Linked DNA regions of Homo sapiens: region 1 is linked to region 2. Evidence: read pairs that join two places in POLR2A ChIA-PET (ENCODE). Cell type or tissue: GM12878. All regions are shown on one strand. Links, peaks and the distances in the headings refer to the core of each region. The heading gives the core; the rest is flanking DNA. Region 1 has its middle 61 kb from the start of IL1R1. Region 2 overlaps IL1R2 (interleukin 1 receptor type 2).

Region 1 (10,688 bases), core at 1-8,000, 57 kb before region 2:
CACAGTTGAAAGATCACAAAGAAAAAAAGTCTGTTGAAAAATAAACAGAGCCCCTGGCTCTGCCAAAATATATGTAATTAAAATCCCCAAAAAAAAAGAGGGGGAGAAAGGCGTAGAAAATATTTAAAGTAATAATGACTGACAACTTTTCAAACAGTGAAAAATATTAATTTACATATTCAACAAGCTCAATACAACCCAACAAAGAATAATCACAAAGAAAGCACATCATAAGCAAATTGTTAAAAGCCAATGATAAAGAAAATATCCTGAGAGCAGCTAGAGAAAAACGACCCATCACATACAGGAAATACAATGAAGTGATTAACAACTGAATTCTTATGAGAAAGTACGGAGGCCAAAAGGCATTGGAACAACATACTCTAAGCACCTAAAGAAAACTAAACTGTCAATTAAGAAATCTTACCCAGTGAAACCACCCTTTAAAAATTAATGCCATTATTTGCAGATGGCATGATTGTTTTTCTGGAATATTCACAAGCATGTACAGATTATTAAAATCAGTAAACAAGTTTAGCAGTGCTAGTGGATAAAAGGTCAATATTAAAATCACTTTTATTTCTATCAACGAACAAGTCATAAATGAAATGTTTCAAAAATTACTTCATGTACAAGCTCACTAAAAATAGTAACCACCTAAAAATAAAGCTATTGCTGACACAGACAGTGATTCTTCTGAAAATATGAAAAACATGTAAGTTCCCTACACTGAAAAATTTTAAAAATTGCCAAGAGAAGTTAAAGAATATCTTATAAATGGAGCTATACAATGTAGCATGTTCAATAATTGAAAGATTTGATGTTGTAAAGTTGTCAGTTATTCCCAAATTGATTTATAAATTAATTGCAATCCCAATCAAAATCGCTGTTGGTATTTTGTGGGAATTGACAGGTGATTTTAAAATTCATATGAAAATATTAAATGCAAATAATAGCTATGGCAATCTTGAGGAATAGTAAAGACTTACCCTACTAGATAGCATTTTATATCAGGGCTATAGTAATTAGGACAGCATTTCAGTGAAAATTTATACAAACTGGCCAATGCAATAGAATGAATAGTCCAGAAAAAGACTCATACACACCTACATAGTTACCTGATTTATGCCCAACACGCCACTGAACTGAAGAGAGAAAAGAGTATTCATTTCTCTAAATGGCACTGAATCATTTGGATAGTCAAATGGAGAAATGAAAATTGAACCTTGAGCCACTGCTTAATACCATATCCAAATCTTAATTGTTGGTCTGCAGATCTGAATGTGAAAAGTAAAACAATAAAGCCTTTAAAGAAATGCACAGGAGAAAATTTTTATGACTTTGGAGTAGGCAAATAGTTGTAAAACAGACACAAAATATTCTAATAATCAAAGAAAGACTATTGATAAATCAAGGTGTGTTCATCCAAAGACACCATTAGGGAAATGAAATGCAATCCACAGAGTTGAAGCAGGTATTTGGAATAGATACTGCTGACAAAGTGTTCTTACCCAGAATGCATTAAAAACCACTGCAAATCAGTAAGAAAAATCTAGGTAACCCAATAGAAATACAAACAAAAGGTTGAACTGATCCTTAACAAAAGAAAATATTTAAATGGCCAAAAAATAATTTGAAAAAGTGTTCAACTGCATTAGCCATTGGGGAAATTCAATTAAAGCCAGAATGAAATTGCGGGACACTCTTACCAGAATGGTGAAAATGAATAAGAGAAAATATTAAACGCTGGTAAAGATTTCCATCAGCTGGAACTGTCAAACATTCCCACTGGAAGTACATATTAGCAGAACCATGCTGTGTGGCAGCAGTAACTACTGCTGAGGAACAAATACATATCTTATGACTCAGTAATTTCACTCACAGGTACAAGACCAACAGAAAATAGTAGAAATGTCAACCAAAGTATGTATACAAAAATACTCATAGCAGCCCTATATTTATTAGCCAAAAACCAGAAACTATCCAAATGTTCATCAGCAGTACAATGTATTAATAAATCATAGCATATTCACAAAATATGATTTTGTGAAAATTAATTTAGTTGCCCATGATGAGTTCACTGTTCTGTGTATGCATTATACTTCATTTAAAAGTTTGAAAAGATCCATATTATGTATAAGACTGGTTAACTTTGTACGGGGCGATAAAATCATATCATCTTTGGGGATAATTTCTCAACCAGGATTTTTACTACTGTGAGTTGATTCCGAGCAACCTCTATTATTACAGGGCTGTACGCTGTGTGTATTTATTTTAGTTATTGATTGTGTCAAACCAGACCACCAGGCCATAAAAGAATCATTATTTTGCTGCATTTCCATGTTTAGAACAAATGCCTCTTTTTCCAGCATTCCTGGGAACCAAGGAGGAAACGCACAAAAGATGTCAACGGGCTGTCTTTAGTTTAACTGAGCTTCATTTTACTGGATTTTTTGGTTAGGGTTTTTGTATGGCCTTTCTCATTTGCGCCTCACATTATAACTGCTACATCTTAGTTTTGCAAACAAGAAAATTGAGATTGCGAGAGATTCAGAGTCGCAAGAGATTCAGAGTCGCAAGAGATTCAGAGTCGCTATGAGGCCTTGGTCAAGACCACAGAGCTAAAAGGCAGGGCAAAAACAAAATTAATATTTAGCTAAAGCACATATTGCTATTTCCACTTTTTTTTTTTTGAGGCGGAGTCTTGCTCAGTCGCTTAAGCTGGAGTGCAGTGGCGTGATCTCGGCTCACTGCAACCTCTGCCTCCCAGGTTCAAGCAATTCTCCTGCCTCAGCCTCCTGAGTAGCTGGGATTACAGGCGCCCATCACCATGCCTGGCTAATTTTTGTATTTTTAGTAGAGATGGGGTTTCACCATATTGGTCAGGCTGGTCTTGAACTCCTGACCTCGTGATCCACCTGCCTCGGCGTCCCAAAGTGCTGGGATTGCAGGTGTGAGCCACCACACCTGGCCGATATTTCCACTTTTAAAAAGCATTAGCACAGCTTGTAATTGTTTCTAAGTACCTACTAACTATAGTTTTAGGTACTAGAGGAAAACTCCTAAGTGTGTCATCAGGTGTCAGAACAGAGGGACCCAAGGATGGAAGAGCCCGTATCTGTTTGTGTCAAGGCCAGCTCAGGGATTACCCTTGACCACTCAGACATTCCAGCTACTTCATGAAAGAGAACTAGTAGGATTACACACAAGGGAACAATATTACTTCACCCAGAAATACCTCGGCACTCTGGGGAACACACCATCCATCTGGGGAGAAGGTACCTACCCAAAAGGAAAAAAAAAGTTCTATTCTAGACACTGTCAGTACGAGTCATCAGCTGATGTGTGGAGAATTACATCTACCTTGCATTTTTTTCCAAACACCCACTCAAAGAAAGTGTCCTCTGAAGTGTGGAAATGAGTCAGTGCATGAATCTCACTTTCCTGATGTGGCCCTAGACCTTCTTAGAGTTTAGAGTAGGACTAAGTGTCCTCAGGAAATCAGTCAGCACTTGCTGGGTGCAGAAAATCCCTTCATGCGGAGCATCAGGGGTGCAAAGTCACGTGCCAGCCCTACAGAAGCTTACCATCCCATTGGAGTGGCCCCCTCTGGTCCTCATGACCAGGAATCCTGATGTTTTTGACATTGTTCCTGTTCGTTCATAAAATTGGCTGAGGTCCAAACCTCAGCCTTGAGTACAGTCCCTGAGAGGAAGTTGTTCTTCATACACAAAGCTCTGGTTTCCTAACATGCTTAGTGATTAGAAAAATTTTAAAACTCTTAACAATCTCTGAGAGTACCCAGCCAGCGAGGTTACAGCGAGGCTAGCAGCTCTCATTTGCACTGACCGAGCAACAGTCTACAACATCTCCCAGCAACAAATAGCTCAGTGAAGACAGCCCTGCTGATGGCATGCTCGCTTGAAATATTTAAAAAAGAGAGAGAAAGAGAAATACTATGGCACAATAAGACTCTCTGTCTCCAGGGCGTTTGTTCTGTTTTGTTTTGTTTGATGAAGCAGTTTGAATAAGAAAAATCAAGAAAACCACTACTTCCGTTATCACCTACCTCATGTTAAGTGCATGGAATTATCATGACACTATTCCTAAGAAACTACTTTTACTTTATGCTGATTCTGAAGTTCTTATACCAAGTAAATTAATGATGTTTGAAAACAAAAAGAAAGCAAATGTCCCACCTCAATCCAAAACATTCCAAGATGCACTATACATCCTTGGCTTTAGAACAAACAAGATAATCCTTTTTGAGAAGATTATCAGCAATTTTTTTCTCTTGTGTTTTTCTAACAAACAAAATGGATCACATGGCAAATATATCTCCAGAAATAATATTTAAATTAAAGGATTAGATTTATCCTTTAATTTATCCTTTAATTTATATTTATCCTTTAATTTAATCTAAATTAAAGGATTAATTAAGGCAATGTATAGGAAGGGAAGCAGAGACAAAGATAGTTATAAAGCCAAGAAGGAACAGGAGAACATTTGAAGAAGGAAAGGGAGGACGAGGAAATGAAGAAAACCTGGAAGTGAATGCCAAGGTGTTAGGTTATTTGCCCACATCAACTGACTTAGCAGCTCCAGAGGTGGGACCTAGGAATCTGTGCCCTCCAGGTATTCTGAGGCAGGCTAACATTTGATAAACAATAAACGAAAATGCTCTGTAGCCCATGTTTTAACTTCTTTAAAAGTAGAACTGCCTTTACTCTCTTTCATTCTTCCAAAGCATCCCAGGCAAATGGGCCATTGATAATGATGACTGATGACTGGGTAGTTCATCTCACAGCCACCAACGTAATCAAGAGAGGAAGCCACTGGAGTTGCTCAACCATTAAGCCCAAATCCACTATCAAACTGAAGCCATTAGGACTTCCAGTGTAGCCTGCAACACATGTGTTTCTCTGATATTCAGATGAGAATCAAGTCGCCATTCAGGCCTAATTCGCCTTCGCCTTCTAAACAGGGTGGGGGCAAATCCCCTAGCCCTTTTCTTTGTCAGGAAGCTGGATATTCACTGATAGATGGGGTGCTTTTCAAACCACTGACCCCAGGACAGGGAAGGAGCTGTTATTTCCTGTCCCTTGTACAGTTAGTCTAACTCAATCCTCATTCGTACTCTAGAATGAAAACTTGATCATTTGTAGAGCAATGCCTGAAACCACCGTGGAGCCAGGCTGGTAGATGCCCTGGTACATTGCAGGTTGGAAGATTATTTCCATGGATCTTGGGAGAGCACCAGATGCAGGCCATTGGGTGTGGTTCAAACTCTTCCATCCCAGGCTCCCTTAGCTGGTTGTAACTAATTCAGCATATTTCTGCAGGATTTGCAAAAATCTCTACAGTTAGAAATAGATACTCTCATATATTCTTATTTTAATGAGAATTTTATTGAGATGTCATTCACACAGCATAAAATTACCCTTTTAAAAGTGTACAATTCAAAGGGTTTCAGTATATTCATAGAGTTGCGCACCCATCACCACTATCCAATTTCAGAGCATTTTCATCACCCCCAAAAGAAACTTCATACTCATTAGCAATCACTCTTCGTTCCCCTTTCTTCTAGCCCCTGGCAATCTATATACTACTTTCTGATTCTATAAATTTGCTTATTCTAAGCATTCCATATAAATGGAATTATACAATGTGTGGGCTTCTGTAACTAGCTCCTCTCACTTAGCATAATGCTTTCAAGGTTCCTCTATGTTGTACTGTGTATAGGTAGTACTTCACTCCTTTCCATGGCTGAATAATATTCCGTTGTTTGGATATACTGCATATTGTTAATCCATTCATCCATTAATGGACATTTGGGTTGTTTCTATGTTTTGGCTATTTTGAATAATGTTGCTATGAAAATTGGTGTACAGATTTTTGTGTTGTTAATTATGTCACATAGATACCTAGGAGTGGAATTGCTGAGTCATATGGCAACTCTATGTTGAACATTTCAAAGAACCACAAACTATTTTAAAAGTAGCTGTACCATCTTACATTCCTTCCAGTAATAAATGAGTGTACCAGTTTCTCTATGTCCTCACTAACATTTATTATTTCTGGCCTCTTTCATCCCGTCATTCTAGTGGATGGCATCTTAGTATGTTTTGCTTTGCGTTTGCTAATGACCAGTAATGTCGAGCATCTTTTAATGTGCTTAGCAACCCTTTATCTATCTTCTTCAGCGAAATGTCCATTCAAATCTTTTGCTCACTTTTTAATTGGGTTGTCTTTTTATTGTTAATTTATCAGAGATTTGTGCATATTATGGATACAAGTTCATTATCAGATAATTTGCCAATATTTTATCCCACTCCATGAGCTATATTTTCACTTTCTTAAGAGAGTACTTTAAAACATGAAAGGATTTAATTTTGGTGAAGTGCAATTATCTATTTTGTTGTTGCTTGTGCTCTGGCGCTGTATACTTAAGGAAGCATTGCCCAATTCAAGGTCACAAAGATTTATATTTATATTTCCTTCTAAGAGTTTTGCAGTTCTAGATCATACGTTTAGTTCTATGATTGCTTTTTGAGTAAATTTTTGTGTACAGTATGAGATAGAGATGCAAATTTTTTCTTCACATGTGGATATCCAGATGTCCCATCACCTTTTATTAAGAAGATTATTCTTTCCCCCACTGAATTGCTGGCATCTTTCTTGGAACCAATTGACCATAAACGTAAGGGCATATTTCTGAATTCTTAATTCTATTTTTATTGATTTTTATATTTATACTCTGAGAACATCCTACTGTCTTGGATACCGTTGCTTTGTAGTAAGTTTTAAAATGGGAGTGTAAGTCATTGACTTTGTTATTTTTCAAGATTGTTTTGGATATTCTCCATCCTTTGCATTTCCTTGTGTATTTTATGAGCAGTTTCTCAATTTCTGCAATAAAGGCAATTTGGATATTCATAAGGATTGTGATAAATCTGGGATACATTTGGGGAGTACTGCCATCTTTAAAAAAGTTAAGTCTTCTGATTCATGAACATGGGATGTCTTTCAATTAATTGAGCGATTTTAAAATTACTTTCAATAATATTTTATACTTTTAGTGTACAAGTCTTATACTTCTTTTCTTAAGTTTATGCTATTTTATTCTTTTTGAAGCTATTGTAAGTAGAATTGTTTTCTTAATTTCATTTTCAAATTTTTCATTGCTAATATATAAAAATACAATTAATTTTCATATATTGATTTTGTATCTTGCAAACTTACTGAGCTTGTTTAGTAGTCTAATAGTTTTTAGTGGATTCCTTAGAATGTTCTATATACAAGACCAGGTCATTTGAGAATAGAGCTGGTTTTTTCCAATATGAATTTTATTTCTTCTTGCCAAATTTCCCTAGCTAGCATTCTTAGTACAATGTTGAATAGAAGTGGTAGGATTAAACATCCTTCTCTTCTTCCTGATCACAGAGGGAAAGCTACTGGTCTTTGATCATTAAGTATAATGTTAGCTGTGGGGTTTTTTGGATGCCCATTATCAGGTTAAGAAAGTCCTCTTCTATTACTACTCTGCTGATTTTTGTTGGTTTGTTGTTGTTGTTGTTGTTGTTTTTAATCTTGAAAGGGTGTCAGATTTTATCAGACATTTTGTCTGCATCTATTGAGATGATTATGCAATTCCATCCTTTATTCTATTAATATGTTGCATTACATTGATTGATTTTTGGATGTTGAAATAATGTTGCATTCTTAGGATAAATCCCACTTGGTCATGGCATATGATTCTTTTATAGCTGCTCTATTTCATGTCCAGTGTTTTGCTGAGGATTTGTATGTCTGTATTCATCAGGGATATTGGTCTTTATTTTACTTTTCATATGATGTTTTCATCTGGTGTTGGTACCGGGGTAATACTGACTTTCTAGGATGAATTCGCAAGTGTCCCTTCCTTTTCAACTTTTTGAAATAGTTTTCTGAAGGATTGCTGCTCATCTCTTTTAAATGTTTGGTGGAATTCACCAGTGAAACCATCTGGGCATGGGCTTTTTTCCTTTTTTTTTTCTTGTGTGTGTGTGTGTGTGTGTGTGTGTGTGTGTGTGTGAAGTTTTTTGACTGCTAATTCAGTGTCTTTATTTATTATAGTCCCATTCAGATTATCTATTTCTTCTTGATCCAGTTTCAGTTGTGTCTTTCTAGGAATTTGTGCCTTTCAACTAGGCTTTTTAATTAGTTGGCATATAATTTTTTCGTAGTATTCCCTTATAATCCCTCTTATTTCTGTAAGGTCCCCTCTTTAATTCCTGATTTTAGTTATTTGAGTCATCTTTCAATTTTTGATCAGTCCAGTGAATGCTTTGCCAGTTTTGTTTATCTTTTCAGAGAAGATAACCTACATTTGGTTTGTTGATTTTCTCTATTTTTTTCTATTCCCCATTTTATCTATTTCTACTCTGATCTTAATTATGAACTTCCTTCTGATATTTGGCATTTAGTATTCTCTTCTTTTTTAGTTTATTAGAGTGGAATGATAAGTCATTTAAGATCCTTTTTTGTAATATACTCATTTATTTCTTTAATTTTTTCTCTATGTATAGCTTTAGCTGCATCCCATAAGCTTGGTGTATTGTGCTTTCATTTTCTTTAATCTTACAGTATTTTTAATTTCTCTTTTAATTTCTTCTTTGACCCATTTGATATTTAAGAGTATATTGTTTAATTTTCACATATTTGTGACTTTCCTAAATTTTCTTCTTTTATTGATTTCTAATTTCATTTCGTTGTGATCAGAGAATATACTTTGTATGATTTCTCTCTTTTTTTAGTGTACTAAGCATTGTTTTATGTCTTCACATATGGTCAACCCTGGAAAATAGTCCACATGCAGTGGATAAAAATGTGTATTTCACTGTTCTTGTGTGGAGTGTTCTGTATATGTTAGGTCTAACCTGAATGTCAAACTCACAATGCCTACGATCCAATAAAAAATTACCATGCATGCAAAGAAGCAGGAAAATATAACCAACAGGAGGAGAAAAATGAATCAATCAAAACTGATGCAGAACTAACACAGAGCAAGAATTAACAAGCAAGGACATGAAAACATTTATTATGACTATTCTATAAGGCCAAGATGCTAGAGGAAAGATCAAGCATGTTGAACAGAGACACAAAAGAGATTTTTTTAAGGTAAAATAACTAATTGAGATAAAATCAGCTGTATCTTAGATTTGAGAAAACACATTAGATTGTATTATGGCAAATTCACATTACAAAAGAAAAGATTAGTAAACTTCGGCCGGGTGCCACGGCTCACACCTATAATCCCAGCACTTTGGGAGGCCAAGGTGGGTGGATCACCTGAGGTCAGGAGTTCAAGACCAGCCTGGCCAAAATGGCAAAACCCCATCATCTCTAAAAATACAAAAATTAGACCAGCATGGTGGCAGGCACCTGTAATCCCAGCTACTCAGGAGGCTGAGATGTGAGAATTGCTTGAATCCAGGAGGTGGAGGTTGCAGTGAGCTGAAATTGCACCACTATACTCCAGCCTGGGCAACAGAGCAAGACTCTCTCTCAAAAAAAATAAAATAAAAAGAAAGAAAGAAAAACAAAAATTAGTAAATTTCAAGACATGGCAATAGAAACTACCCAAAATTAAGCGGTGAGAAAAGAAGATTGAAAAAATGAGCAGAGCATTAATGAATTGTAGAACAATGTAAAATATCCAAATATATGTGTAATGGAAGTCCCTCAAGGGGGGATTATGAGAGAGGAATTAATAGAAAAAAAATTTGAATAAATAATGGCTACAAACCCCCCAAATACAGTAACTGTAAACCCACAGATCCAAGAAGGGCAACAAGCCCTAATACAAAAAATATGAAGACAACTACACTAAGGTACATCATAATCAAATGCTTACAATACCTGCTAAAGAGAAAATCTTAAAAGCTGCCAAAGAAGAGCAAAAAAAAGAAAAAAGAATGACAGCAGATTTCTCATTAGAAACAATGCAAGCCAAAAGACCCTAGATCAATATCTTTAAAGGGCTAAAAGAAATAATTCTAGACCTATAAAAATTTATGCAGCAAAAATGTCTTTCAGAAATGAAGATAAAATGAAGTCATTTTCAGACATCTATAAACTGAAATAATTTGTTACCAGCAGACCTGCACTATAAGAAATGTTGAAGGAAGCCCTCCAGATAAAAAGAAAATTATACCAAATGGAAACATGAGGTGGGTGGATCACGAGGTCAGGAGATTGAGACCATCCTGGCTAACACGGTGAAACCCCGTCTCTACTAAAAATACAAAATATTAACCAGGCATGGTGGCAGGCGCCTGTAGTCCCAGCTACTTGGGAGGCTGAGGCAGGAGAATGGTGTGAACCTGGGAGGCGGAGCTTGCAGTGAGCCGAGATCACACCACTGCATTCCAGCCTAGGCGACAGAGTGAGATTCCATCTCAAAAAAAAAAAAAAAGAATACGAAGCAATAGAAATGGTAACTACATGGGTACATAAGTAAGATATTTTTATTAATTAAAACATTTCAAAACATAACTGAAGCAAAATTAAAAATGTATTGTGGGTCTCATAACATATGTAGAAGGAAAATGTGCAGCAATAATAACACAAAGACCAGGAAGGGAGAAATGAAAGCGTTATAAAGTTCTTATATCATACCTGAAGCAGTACAATATCACTTGAAATTA
Region 2 (9,051 bases), core at 1,052-9,051:
TAGAAAAATAGGAAAAATGGAAATATAAAATATAGCTAAATAGCTAAGTTAATTTGGACTAAGTGATTATCCCCATTTTTCAGATGAGAAAATTGATGTACTTTGAGATTAAAGGATTTGCCCAAGATCACAGAGGCACCATGTGGCAGTGCTTGAACTTGAACTCACAAAGTCTGCCTTCAAAGTCCAAGTTTTTAAGTTTTCTCCTTGTCTAGATGCAAACAAATGTCAATATTGTAACCATAAAAATTGTACAAAACAATGTATAATATTTCCTTAACACTGTAAACATTTAAGTCTTACAATTTTGATAATTTGGTCATTATAGTATTGATCATTATAATTGATAATTGCTGCATAATTTTTCATCATTGGGGTAATAAGTTTTATTAAATTATTTTATATCTCTAATGATTTTATTTTATTAAATTATTTCCTAAGCTAAATTCCCAGGAGTAGTATCACTGGGCATCTCTCAAACCTTGTTGTTATGTACTGGGGAAGAGAGTGCTGATTTGTGGCAACTGCCAATTTCTGTGGTGTAAAGACTCCACAATGGCCACAGATTTTAAGCTACCAACATGACATCACTGAACAGAGCCAAGAAGAGAGGCACATCCTGGGCTCTTGCAAGAAGATGCAAGCTGGTCCAGCACCCAACTGACTTGGCTCATGTTGCCTTTCTTCTTCCCAGCACCAAATTATAAATTGAATTAAAGTGTGAGAGTGTTTCATAAAAACTTTTAAACACTTGATAGTGTGTGAGTGCACTGGTATCTCAAATTTGCTCTAATTTACATCCCCTGGTTCTTACTGAAAGTGTCATTTTTCCATGAGTTCCTTTATGTGTGTCTCTTCTGCAATCCCCTACTCACATTTTTTCATCTGTAGGGTGATGATGCTACTATAAACTGAATGTTTGTGTCCTCCCAAAATTCATATGTTGAAACCCTAACCTCCAATACAATGGTATTAGGAGTTGTGGCCCTTGGGAGGTGATTAAGTCAGGAGGGCTGCCGTCTATTAGCCAGGAAGTGGGCCCTCACCAGACACCAAATCTGCTCGCACCTTGATCTTGGACTTCTCAACCTCCAAAACTGTGAGAAATAAATTTCTGTTGTTTACAAGCCACCCTAGTTATGGTATTTTGTTGTAGCAGCCCAAAAAGACTAAGACACATGCCTTTTCTATGACTTTGAATAACTCTACACATGATAGTTACTCATTCCTTGAACTTGTCTGACACAATTTTGTCTAAACCTTGCTTTTGTTATTTTGTTGTGCAGAAATTATAATGTAATTAAGCCTACTCACCTTTACTCTTGCAAGTCTTTTGGTAATGAACAAGAGAGAGTTCATCCCATCTTCATTTATTCTGCAAATATTCATTAAATGCCTGCTTTGAGGTACTGGAAATACAGCTGGGACCAAAATAATCTCTCTGACCTCATGGGTCTTCCATTTGGGTGGGAAACATAAATTGAAAATCAACAAGCAAATCTATACTGGAAGGTCTGGTGGTGATAAAAGCTACAATGGTACAAAGCAGGGTGAGGGGACAGAGAGGAAGGAAGGTCCTCTCTGGGGACCTTCCCTCTGGGAAGGTCACATTTGAACAGAGACCTGAAAGGTGGAGTCACCAGCCGTGCTGATTTTCCTGCCATTGGAGTTTTTTTTTTTTTAATTGAACTCATTTATCTATCTGGATTTTATTTTTGGTATATGATATGAAAGAGGCTCTGGGTACATTTTATTCAGTTTGTCTACAATTCTTTTAATGCCCTTCCTTCTATTTTCAGACATGTTGTTATGAAGTTGGGTCTAATTCTCAGTTCACTAATACATTCCAATGTGTGTATTTTTAATTGCTATTTTTTGGATAGCCCTTTCCAAAAAAGTTCACCAATTCTTGCTGATTCTTCTGCTTTAGCACTAAATTATTCTTTTCAGTCTCAAAATGAACAACCAGCTTCCTGAAAGGCAAACTATGTCTTAACCATCACTGTATGTACAACATCTCCCATAGAGTCTAGTCAAAATAGACTCATAATATGTTTTTGTTGAATGAATGTCAAAACTCATGTAGATGTTTTCCACTCTCATGCAGGCCTAAGAGCACCTCATTCTGTTAAATAGGTCACAAGTAGCAGACAGCTACTCACACCCACTCACAGGCACATCTACTGTTGTCACTGATTTTTAGGGAAAAAAAAAACAGAATGTAAGACTTTAGTCCTTTACTACAAAGCCACTATAAATGTGGCACCTTTGGTAGACAACTGAGGCAAAGAACAGAGTCCCTCAAAAAGACACAGCCACTTCCATAAGAGAAGACGTACGGAGTTTGTGTTTGAATTATTTCATTCCATTTATTTCACTTGGGATAGGATTGAAAGTCTTGATGATGAGGCCATAGCACAGTCAGACCATCTGCTTTTCCAGTTCTGTGTTTGCACCGTCTGTGCATCCATATTCCCCCCAAAACCAAGAAGGCCAGTGAAAGTGGGGCCAGCACAATGCCCCAGGAGAACGTGGAGGAGGCTGTGGGAAGAACAGAGTCACATCAGGAGCTGAACAGTCTCTCACTGTACAAGAGGACAGGGCAATGCAGGTGTACAAGATAAGAAAGAAATTGGAGTTTGTTTTTCTTGATAAATGTGCATTGATTTTCAGAAAGCACATCCCTCACACCAACATGGAGGATATTTGAGAGTGATGTCTGTGGCATTAGAGAAACGAGCGTGATAGGGCAAAATCTGTTAGAAACATCGTAGGGTAAGTGGGCAAGTGCTGAGGGTTTAACTTTGTTCCAACAGTGGGACACTGTGCGTTTAAGATGCTGTCTGTTTATGTCACAGTTGGCCAACTGTGACAGAGCCAGGAACAATCTGCCCTTTTCTAATGAGCATGGGTGTCATGAGGATCAAAGGAAGTAGCAAAGGAAAATAAATTTTGAATAATGGAGCTGCAGGGGCCAACACGATTGCTTGGGTCCAGCTATTTTATGTTCTGCTCCTTGGCGTCTCTGTGTTATGGAAATACAGGAAGAGACTCTGAATAAAAAGTTAAAAAGCAAATGTGAGAACAGAGTGTTATCAGACACATTGTTGATGAGACTAGAATCCTGCATTTTTAAGCTATTATCTATCACAGTCTGTTTAGTCATCCAGGAATCGACATGACCTCAGCCTGTTGCTCCAGAGGATTCTCACATTTTAAAACCCCACAAAGATTAGAAATAAGTTCAGCTGTAATATTCTGGGCAGCTGTTTGAATACACCTCTCAGTCCTGGTGAAAGACTTACAGCCTGTGTTCCCTGGATCAGTCACGGCCAGCCACATGCAGGGACAAGGCTCATGTTATGGAAAATTTTAAAGGTTCCCAGCATCAGGGCCAGACAAACCACAGGTTCCTTGGGCTCACTAATCTGACCCCGAGAGGGAACATTCTGATTTTTGTGGGTAAATGTGTACAACCACCATCTCTCCCAGCCTGCTCATCTGGAAATGATCTGAAACGCCACCCTTCACATGTGTGCCCTCATTCTCAAACTTCACTGTGAAAGGAGCTTTTTGTGTCACAGGCTGCAGCCTCTCCCTAGGAATATTTGACAGGGTGGATCTGGAGTAAGTCCTGAGATCTGTGTTTGTGACCAGTGGCTCAGGTGAGTGTGAGGCTGGTGGTGCACAGCGCACAGTTGGAGGAAAGTTGGGTGCCATTCCCTGTCCTGAGGCTGGAACACATCATTGGCTTTCCAGTTTACACTGTGTTTGTGGCTGCCTCCCCAGCAAAACATGGAGACCTGGAGCAATTTGTATTTATGTTATTGCTGTAAGATTGTCCACGAGCCATCACTGAGATGCTGGGAATCACTTTGGCTTGCCTGCCATTAGCTACAGGCTGTCAACAGAGACTACATTCAAGGCAGCTCTCCCTCCTGCTCAACAATTAAACATTGATATGAAATCAATTTAATCAAAAATGATAATGTGGGTTTTCCTCTTCTTCTTTTTAAATGTCCTTAAATGAACACTGGGTTGATTTGGCTGTAGCCTTGTACCTATTTCCGGTCATATAATGACTTTGACCCTAAAGCTGCCCTGAACCCTGGGTAGCTCCCAATCCCCAGCTCTTAGAGGATGAAGTTTCTCATCTTCAGGATAAAGAACAATCCACCCTCTTCTAGAGGCCATGCGAAGACAGCTGATTAGTGACCCAAGGCAGAGCCACATGCAGACAGAGTATTTCGAAGTTTACTGTAGAACCATTTCATCCATTTTCCAAAAATCAGCTTGCTATTTAAATTTTTCATTTGAGTATAATCTCCCAAAGTCCAGCCTCCACCCTACCAAAACTCTTTAAAAATGGGAGGTTTCTTTTCAGCTCTCCACTAGCAGACAATGCAAGGGAATTTCTATGGAATCATTTGGAGAACAAGTAGATTTGTCTAGTATCCATGGAACATTCAACATGTTATATTCTCCTATAGTGCTCCCCAAAATACATACATACCTTCCTTGACTGTGGTGCGTAGTGTCTGAAAACTCAGGGTATTATGGACAACACATTTAAAATCCATGTGCAAATCCTCTCTTGTGACAGGATCAAAAATCAATGGCACTTCAATGTAGTTCTCATTATTTTCTGAATATTCCCTGAGTTAAAAAAACATTCACTTAATTATGATTGTATCGAATGCAAGCTTGTCTTTCACAATGTAGACATCTAAACACTCTCCTTTAGAAGTACCCATTGCGCTTTTATTGTTTTCAAGTTTCATAAAGTTAGGAGCTCTTGCCACCATACTTGTGATTCATTTGGGACAGTTTCTAAGCCTGTCCCTGAAGGCCTTAGTGTCACTGAAGTTGGCGGTCACTGGCATCAAACAGTTGTTACACTACAGGGTTAGATAATGGGGAAGTTCATCTTTTAAGTCTCTTAATGAACAACAACAACAAAAAAAAACAGTCATGGGAACAGAAACGTCTAGTTTGAGGAAACTTGAGTCCCTCACCATTAAATCACTTGTATATTGAAGGGCAGGGAGTTTCCAGGACTCCAGCCCTCAGTGGTGCCGTCTCTTCTCATCTCTACTGCTGACTCTCACTCTGGAAACCTGCAGACAGCCCAGGGGAATGGCTGTGGCCAGGATAGCTGCCATTTATAGTGTTAGAGGAATCTGTAGACACCTCACTACTAACTGTTAGTGTGAATAAAAACACAGATGAGTGGATCCACTAGGAATATTTTTGTTCTATTTGTAGGGGGAATATAGGTTCCTTTAAGTAAGTGGATCATATGAGTAAGCTGAGATGGGCATTTAGTTGTGGCCAGGTCTTTTGCAATGAGAACTTGCAAGCACATGATTGTGCTACCCACACATAGTTTTTATCCACTAAATTACATCCAGAAAGATCTTTTGTGATAAGTCTTTCAAAAAACACAACCATTTGGCAAGCAAAAGCTCAGGCTAATTCAAAGTATCAAAACTGTAATTTTAAAAAGAGTTACAATTTGGAATGTTGAATGGTCTCCCTCACAGGCAACAAGTTCCCACTTACAAAAGGTCTGATTGTTCGAGTCTCAGAGTAAGAAAACATTTTCTAGAGATGACTGCTTATGAGAACTGAATTCTTTCTTTTTTTTAATTATTAACCTCCCTTAGAGATTGTGGCAGCCCACAGCTCCCTGAGAAACAGAAGAGGTACTATAGATACTGTGGCTAGGTCTCAGGGTCTTTTTAAGGGTTTATGAAAATGTTTGATAGTCAGGTTGCAGAGTGGAAAATGGAAAGATATGAACTCCAAAATATTTTTTAACTTGCGAAAATAAAAGGATCAATGTTTAATGAAACAGCTACAAAATGCAACATCAATACCAACATGTCAACTGCAACTCAACTTTTAAGTATTTACAGAGAAAGTTTGATTCTCAAGATAATTTTTAGCAAAATACAATTTTTTAAATTCTAAACATCCAACAGTTTGGAATCAAAAAAAGTAACTTTTAATGTGGTATGTGGGTCATAGTGATAACTGTCTCCAAAAGGAAGAGCGAAACCCACAGAGTTCTCAACAGAAGACCCTGGCCCACTTACTGGCGTGGCCCCTCGGTCACGCGGCCTCCCGGGTAGGCGCTCTCTATGTGGGTGTCATTGGCCGTCCACCACAGCATGGTGGTTAAGGGTGTGCCGGTTCCCAGAAACACCTTACACGGGATTGTCAGTCTTGACCCTGTGGATGGCAAGGCACAGCACGTCAACTGCAGAACCAGCACCTCCCACCCACCAGCAAACCTGAGCCCTGAGTCCCTCCTCGGCTTCTCAAACACCCCTCACCACCCAATTCTTTCCTTGGTAGAAAATTTAGTTTTCTCAAATGATTCTGTTCACACAGAGCTTTACTGTTTACGAAGTACCTCTGGTTCCTACAACTGGTCTTCATGGCAGGCAAAAACCAAGAGGCACCTGAAGTTAAATGGCTTCACCAGGGCCCCTGCGCTCCCACGGGACATGCTAAATTCAAGCCGACTTCCTCTGCCCCTCACTTCAGTTACCTCAGAAAATCCAGATCAATGTGTGGATTCTTTCTCTTTGCCTGAGGCTGGTCTTGGCTCTAATGTTTCTCCTGGGAACTCTCCATTCCCAGATGACTCTGACTGGGGATCAACCCTTCTTTAAAAACTCGTGTTTTTTTTGTTTTGTTTTGTTTTGTTTTTGAGATGGAGTCTCGCTCTGTCGCCCAGGCTGGAGTGCGGTGGGGCGATCTCGGCTCACTGCAAGCTCCGCCTCCCCGGTTCACGCCATTCTCCTGCCTCGGCGCCCCGAGGAGCTGGGACCCGGGCACCCGCCACCACGCCCGGCTAATTTTTTTTGTATTTTTTAGTAGAGATGGGGTTTCACCGTGTTAGCCAGGATGGTCTCGATCTCCTAACCTCGTGATCCACCTGCCTCGGCCTCCCAAAGTGCTGGGATTACAGCCATGAGCCACCACGCCCAGCCAAAAACTCTGTGTTTTCTATAGATGGTGCCCTCTGCAGTTGTGCAGTGTGATGTACTGGGTCCCCCTGCCTCAATCATAGGAAATTATTTTTTTTTTCATTCACAAAGAAGAGTAGAAGGAAAAGAAGAAGAAAACCTTCTCACTTGTTTTTTCCTCGTGGGTGATATGGCTCCCTGTGGTGTGTCTTTTAATGCACCTGGCCCCACCACGGGTTGAGAATGCCAGCCGTTCTCCATCCTATGCCACTCCTATGACCTTAAAGATCTTCCTCAGCCGTAACAACCTACTAATCAGTGTCACGTGGCCCCACCACCCATTCCAGTGCATCCAAAGCAACTGATTGGGAACTGGGCCTGGAACTTGGCTGGGAAGCCCCAGGGAGCCAGAACACTGGGGCTCCAGTAGGTATCACCCATGTGCCCATTGCCCCAGATTTCCAGGTGGTTGTTCCTAGAGCTGCAGCCATGGGGACTGCACTGTGGCAGTGGCAACCCAAGTGCCAGCCAGCAGTCCCAGCAACTGCACAAAAGCCCTCCTCCTCTATGGCCTCCAATTCAAATTTAAAATTTAAACCAGCACTAAACAAAAGGAAAAAGCAAATAAATTGTTTTTTAAAAGACTGTGCAGCCAGGGTTTCATAAATGAGTAACAGACCTACAAAAACACTACCCAGAAACAAACACATAAAAGGATGCAGGTTTTATAGGCACACAGACCTGAATCTGAACTCCAGCCTGACTCTGAGCATGGCCTTTTGGCCTCCACTGAGCCAACGTGATGCCCTGGGTGGCTTTTTCCTTTTGGAAAATTGAGAGAATAAAACCTACAGGGTCTATGTTGAGATTGAATGGGATCCCATTGGACATAGTGGATCCTCAATAAACATCAATTCCGCCCCACCACTAGCATCAGTTGGTTGTTAGTACAGTACACTTACGTACCCTCACTGGCCACTAGTGTGGACCTGTGCTGGCCAGGATGGACTGTACCACATGGAGTGAAAAGCAGAAAGCCCCATTGGTCATTTTCATGGCACCATTCAACCAGCTTACCAGCTCTTCTGGCAACAAGAAACTGACCACAGCTGAGCCCACTTTACAAATGGAGTCTTAGAGAGAGGCAGAGCGCCAGCCAAGTTTTGGTGATGTGAATTATTTTAAATACACTGAGGGTGCTGGCTCTGCCTGGGGTTCATGCTGTTCATCTTCTCATGCAGTTGATAACTGCTGCCAGAACGTTCAGATTTTCACATTCAGATTTTTATAGGTAGGCTTTGCATGAAGCAAAGTATACCTGTTTTCAGATTATGCCATTTCTAACCAAACTGGCCAAAGGGAAATATTTCCTCACACTTGTTATTCCAGCCTCACACACTGGAGTTCTAAGGTCTCCACCCAGGCACATTGCACCCAAGGAGCAGGTATGATCAGCAGACGCAAGGGTCCCAAGCCCCCTGCATTGGGATACCAGGCACCCCCACAGGTGCGTGGAATGCATGGTCCTTGTGGGCCTTACCCAGAGAAGCTGATATGGTCTTGAGGGGGGAAATGATCACAGGAATGGTCTCTTCTTTTTTTTCTGAGAAAGATGTAAGGAAAAGAGATTCCGTTAGGAAAGCCTTCATTTGACGCTGTGGTTCAAGTCATTGTTTGGCTAATCAACTAAGTTATCCTTTCCAGTATGGCCAGTCATTATGAGAGTCAGGCTTTGTCTGGCAAAGGAAACAGGCTCTCTACAAAATCGAGCATCCTTGGCCAATGACTTTCCCAGCAGAGCAATTACTGGAAGAGGCCACAGCCAAACACACATTCCGCTGACAGGAGGTCTTCAGTCCTTGCTCTATGATAAACAATTAACCATTTCCCTCCCAGACTTCCTGAAAACAATCATGTTTATGAGGTCCACGAGATAGATTTTCCCCGAAACTTGACCTGACCTAAAATACCTTCTCCACCTCTCCAAAGTGCCTGCCACAAAATACTCAAGACTCAGTTCTTCTAGAAAAGGCACAGGGCTCAAGAAACACCTATTTGGAAGGCTAGTGTGTAA

The links. Peaks named below come from ENCODE experiments on the same cell type or tissue, not always from the same donor. Only the 100,000 strongest peaks of a DNase experiment are listed, where the experiment ranks them.
Region 1: POLR2A ChIA-PET joins it to region 2 with 17 read pairs; 7 of 35 experiments call an interaction of 5 or more read pairs at or near these places.

The regions. Positions count from the first base shown.
Region 1 is chr2:102,075,949-102,086,636 of GRCh38, reverse strand. It overlaps a transcript of IL1R1 not described here. Among named protein-coding and RNA genes, the nearest start is that of IL1R1, 61 kb to the left of the region's middle. In GM12878, for the core only: no CTCF peak of the experiment used is centred there; DNase peaks (open chromatin) are centred at 3,426 and 5,962; H3K27ac peaks cover 614 bases.
Region 2 is chr2:102,021,716-102,030,766 of GRCh38, reverse strand. It overlaps IL1R2 (interleukin 1 receptor type 2), which reads right to left. Exons shown (of 9, transcript NM_004633.4): 6 at 8,518-8,580; 7 at 6,099-6,234; 8 at 4,514-4,656; 9 at 2,223-2,541. The coding sequence ends at 2,375. Among named protein-coding and RNA genes, the nearest start is that of IL1R2, 34 kb to the right of the region's middle. In GM12878, for the core only: no CTCF peak of the experiment used is centred there; DNase peaks (open chromatin) are centred at 4,996 and 5,526; H3K27ac peaks cover 2,074 bases.